Regions from separate parts of the Mus musculus genome. Here region 1 is linked to region 2. Evidence: chromatin loops called from intact Hi-C (ENCODE). Cell type or tissue: left cerebral cortex. All regions are shown on one strand. Region 1 holds the start of Ptpn12 (protein tyrosine phosphatase, non-receptor type 12). Region 2 overlaps Fbxl13 (F-box and leucine-rich repeat protein 13).

Region 1 (2,500 bases), 580 kb before region 2:
CACCCTCGCTCTCCGGCAGCCTCGAGCCGCTCCGCTGGCCGCAGCCAGACAGCTCGCCTCGACCCTCCCCGGAGGGGCAGGCGGGGAAGGCAGGCGTGGGAAGGCGAGCCCGCACTCCAGCCGCCGCCGCCCGGCCGGGGAGACAATAGGTAGTCGCGGGCGGCGGGGCCGGAGCGGGCTGGGCCGGGGAGCGCAGGTAGCGGCCGCGGAAAAGAGAGGCTGAGGGGCGGGGGTGACCTCGCCTCCCGCAAGCTCGCCGACGGCGCTCGCGGCTGGGCGCGCGCCCCGCGCCTGTCCTCGCACCGCACACAAAGCGCTGGCAGCCCCGACCGACCGGGAGAGGCGAGGGGAGCTCGGCGGCTGGCGACACGAGGCGCCGGCGAGAACGGACACTCACCATGAAGTCCCGGGCGAAGTTGTCCTCCCCATTGTGATCCGGACTCTTCATGGCCTGGACCCTCTGGATGAACCTCCTCAGGATCTCCACTTGCTCCATCCTCCCGCGTCCCCCCCGCCGCCCGCCCGCGCGCCGCAGCGCCCGCTCCGTCTTCCCCAGCTCGCTCCGGCCCGCCCTCCCTCCCCGCCGCGCCAGGCGGCTGCGGCTGCGGCGGCACCGGCCGGGCTCCCCGCGCAACTTAAAGAGCAGCGTCGCTTTCCCCTACTACGAGGCGAGCCGCGGGCTAGCGCCGGCCCCAACCCCCAGCCTGCCCCATCCTCCTTCCCCGCCCTCCTCAGTCCGAGACGCCGCCGCCTCAGGAACACGGCTCTCAGTTCGCCCTGCCCCCTTCCCGGTTCTGCCTCCCCCCCCACCCCCCACCAGCAGCCGCAGCCGCCTCTCCCCACGGGCGCGCCCCCGCCGCCACCCAGACGCGCGGGCTCGTACGGCGGCCCCGCCCCAGAGCGAAGACCCAGCCGCCCCCGCACGCCCGCCCGGGCCCGCCCCCGCCCGCTCTGAGTGGCTGGAAGCCGCTTCCGGGGCGTGGCCCTCTCCTAGGGCGCTCGCCGCTCGCTGCGGTGAGGCTGGCTTCTGGTGGACGTCCTACGTCTGGAAGCCCGGCCAAGCCCAGTGGGTCAGACAGTAAACTTCAGATGGGGCTTGCGGCCTCCGGGTTTGGCGGGGAGGGAAAGCTGATTCCAAAAGTGCTTCAGCGCTACTGCCGGCCGCGGGCTGGGACTACAAGACCCGCCTGCAGGAGTGCCCGGAGCAGGGTGGGACAGAGGTATGCTGGGAACTGTAGTAGAGCCTTCACCTTCGCTTTACGAATGCCTTGGTGAGGGTCTCCCAAGGCTTTGGCACTTTGGCTAGGAGAAGCCAATAGTTTCCAGAGTGAAAGGGTTTACTCTTCGCAATCTTTCTAATCCCAGTGAGGGAAAGCTCTTAATTCGTAATGCATCTTTCTCATTGCACCTTTTTTTGCCAAGAGGAAGACAATATTGCTTCCTATCTTTAAATTCTCACGGTTTCAGAGTTGAATGGGTGACATTCTTTCGTAGAATAGAATTTGTGACTCTTAGCAGACAGAGAGCGTGCTGATGCAATCTGTCCTTTCATAAATAGAAATGATTTGTCCAAAGTTCACCCCCCCAACATGTTCATGTGGAGTCAGAACTAAAACGCAGGTTCTTTTACTTTGACTCTAACTTTTACTTTTTCTCGAAAGGACGAGAGTTTGTAGTAGTACACAGTTGCACAACTGAGGGATTTGATCCATGGACTGACTTTGGTCACCTACACCCACAAACAAAAAACATGTTTTCACAGAACAGGCTGCCAGGAAATATGCTTAAGATAGGAAATATCAATGCAGGAAACATTTCCTAAACCGATATTTGGCCGCACTGTGAAATTTAATTAAAAAGAAAATCGAAGACAACACATGTGAGTAGCAATATACAGTTACACTTTAAAATAAAATACAGGAAATAATGCATCTGATATGTACCAACTCACTTCTCTCAAAGCATTTCAAGAGATGCTTTCCATACTAAAATAAACTTTTGAAAGGAGTGTCTGTAGTAATTTAACCCACTACACAGGCTAAATTTCACTGAATGTAAGCAAAAGATTCAGGCTCGATGGGGACAAATAGGTAAATGGCAGAAATGCTTTAACTTTTATTTATGTCTCTATATTTTGGGTTCTCTCAGCCAGGGTCTCACTCAGTAACCCAGGCTGGCATGGCTGTCTTCCTGCCTCAGCCTCACAAGTGCTGGGAGCATAGACATGGGCCACAGTGATCACCTACACTTTTGATATAGCCAAGAATGTAAAAACCAGTTAGTGATTAGCAAACAGTATACGTGTGTGCTTTATACCAACTATTGGCAGTCTCATGGGTAACAGGCTGGGTCTCATTTGCCCTAGTGTTTTGTAGGGCATATTTTTTCCATATGATCTATTTTATGTATATGAGTACATAAAATAAATATTTTAAAAAAGATTTATGTATATGAGTACATAAAATAAATACATATATTTAAAAAAAAGATTTTATATATA
Region 2 (2,500 bases):
TTTCTATCTTCTGTGTTGGTTTCTCTTAGAACTACATCTGGGAACTGACTGGCTGGGCTGCAAAGTGTTGTCCCCCACACCCAAGAAACCATAAGCTTTACCCAAAGGTCCAGCAAAATAAGTTAGCAAAGCAGCCCTCCTCTCCCAACTCTGCAAACTGTCCCTTGCTACATACAAATTCCTGGTTCTCGTAACTATGGAAAATGTTTATACTGAGGCAGCCGTTACCATGCTCCCCAGGCTGGTCTTCAGGCTCAAGCAGTTTCCTTTTCTTTTTCTTTTTAAATTAATTTATTCTCTCATACATCCCAATCAAAGTTGCCCCTCCCTCCCTCTGCCCCAATCTCCTCCATCCCCATCCCCACCCCCACCCCCCATCCTCTTCTGTTTCCCTTCAGAAAATGTCAGCTTCCCAAGGTTTGATATCAACCAAACAAGGCATACCAAGTTGTGTAGGACACCACAAGAAAACCCACAGAATCAACAAAACTGGACTCATGGGGGTTCATTGAGACTGAACCAACAATCAGGGAGCCTGCATAGGTCTAATCTAGGCCTTCTGCATGTATGTTATATTTGTGTAGCTTGGTGGTTTTGTGGGACTCCTTATAGAAGGACCAAGGGCTGTTTCTGATGCTTTTGCCTGCCTTGGGGACCCTTTCCCTCCTACTGGGTTGCCTCATCCTGCCTTAATATGAGTGAAGGTGCCTAGCCGTATTGCAATTTCCTTTCTGAACCTCTTATATAGCTTGAAAGAAAGTGCAAATCACTGTGCCTCTTTTTTGCACCTCTGACAGATACCTGCCCTTAAAGCAAATAACCAATAACAGAATCTGTGTGACTTATAAATAAATGCATTTTCAAGTACAAATTGACAACTGAATCTTAAAATATAAGCAATATAGACTTCATATACATATATATGCATATATATGTATAATTCAAGTCATGATTTGTGACTGAAGCTCGCCCTCTGCTGGGAAGACCCAGCTTTGCACACTGCTATCATTTTCCTAGACATTAAACTGAAATCAACCTCACAGTTGGAAGTGTAGTTTCTTACTGATACAATTGCTAGGTTTCTTTGTTTAACAATTTTGTGGTCACTGAATCCATGAATACATAGCTCATCTTTGATCTCTCTGGAGCAGGCATGTGTGTTAGTAGGTAATGTACCCAGTTCTACCAAGTAGAAAGCTAGAGAAATACATATACACATCTATTTTTTTGATGTCCCCAAATCCTACCAACTGAGCATCATTGCATGGGCTCCTACTTTAATAATTTGTTTAAAAATATAAGTGCCTTTCAGAAATACCTCCAAAGGACAGAGAGTGAGATATTCACACAGGATGCACAGTGCCTGCATTCTGAGAGATGACTATACTGAATCAGAAGTAAGCATCAGTACTTATGTTTCCCATAATTCCTTGTGGGTACAGCCTTTTGGTGTTGCCATTACATATTTCTTTAGTCTGGAGTTTCTAAAACACATAGTTCTTGAACCATAAAATGATTTACATAGAGTAAACATTTCTTGCCCAGTTTTCTAAGTATCCAACCATTTACTTCATATATTTAAAATATAAAACAAACATGTAAAAATATCTAACTCTGAATTGAGGAGATAGCTCACTGGGTAAAGCACTTACCTCACAAACTTGAAGACCTGAGTTTGAATCCCCAGGACCCACATAATGCCAGGTTCAAGAGCACACACCTATAATCCCAGCAGCCCTGGGTTGGGGGATTAGAGACAGGAGGCTCCCTGAAACTCAAGGACTAACCAGTCTGGCATCAAAGAACAAAGAGACCCTCATACACATGAAACACATACCTCCAAAAATATTTTAAAATACTTAGTTCCAAGATCTTTTGAAAAGATGCTACAACTTTTTATGTTCATATCTTTTATGTAGGCAATATTCTTAGACGGCAAGAACATCTTATTAGATTCTAGTGATGGGGAAGGCTAGCTCGATGTAAGTGCAATCACATGATCTGAGAAAGAGACAGAGAAAGAGTATTTCCTGACAGAATAATATTACTTTTTTATTTTTATGCTTTTAACATTTATTTATTTGTAGATTGACAAACTCATTTATTTACTGTGTGTGCATGTGTGGAAGTCAGAGAACAACTTTCAGGAGAGTGACTTACTAAGGAGCCAGTCTTGATCACCGGCCTCTACGTGGGTGGACGCATCCTACATAGAGTAAGACACTGGAGAGTGGTCAAAATTCCATGGGAGGAAGACTCTTCCTCAGCGAACTGACAAAGCTCAGCTCTCATTCCCAGCTCTGGGTCTAAAATGAAGACTGGGTCCAGGCAGAGGATAGTCTGCCACTAGTAGAAAGAAAACCAGCCAGCTTTTGTGATCACTTGCTCAGTAACAAATATGTTTGGGTCTAGGGTGTTCATGAAGGAAGCTGGGAGCCAGCTGGCACAACTCTAAGAGAGATTCACAGGAAAAGGGGAGGACTCCTGCAGCACAGCAGAG

The links. Hi-C counts contacts between places; a loop is a spot of excess contacts. Peaks named below come from ENCODE experiments on the same cell type or tissue, not always from the same donor. Only the 100,000 strongest peaks of a DNase experiment are listed, where the experiment ranks them.
Region 1: a loop joins it to region 2, with 2.8 times the contacts of the local background. A loop is called at or near these places in 4 of 42 quality-filtered maps.

The regions. Positions count from the first base shown.
Region 1 is chr5:21,055,252-21,057,751 of GRCm38, forward strand. Ptpn12 (protein tyrosine phosphatase, non-receptor type 12) reads right to left here and starts at 660. Exons shown (of 18, transcript NM_011203.3): 1 at 398-660. The coding sequence starts at 496. Gm42221 (a long non-coding RNA gene) reads left to right here and starts at 816. Exons shown (of 4, transcript XR_880864.3): 1 at 816-1,220. In left cerebral cortex, a CTCF peak has its summit at 1,163; DNase peaks (open chromatin) are centred at 38, 520 and 1,015; H3K4me3 peaks cover 1,866 bases; H3K27ac peaks cover 1,509 bases.
Region 2 is chr5:21,640,171-21,642,670 of GRCm38, forward strand. All of the region lies in intron 1 of Fbxl13 (F-box and leucine-rich repeat protein 13), which reads right to left. Among named protein-coding and RNA genes, the nearest start is that of Fbxl13, 4.2 kb to the right of the region's middle. In left cerebral cortex, a CTCF peak has its summit at 976 (motif pointing left); a DNase peak (open chromatin) is centred at 977.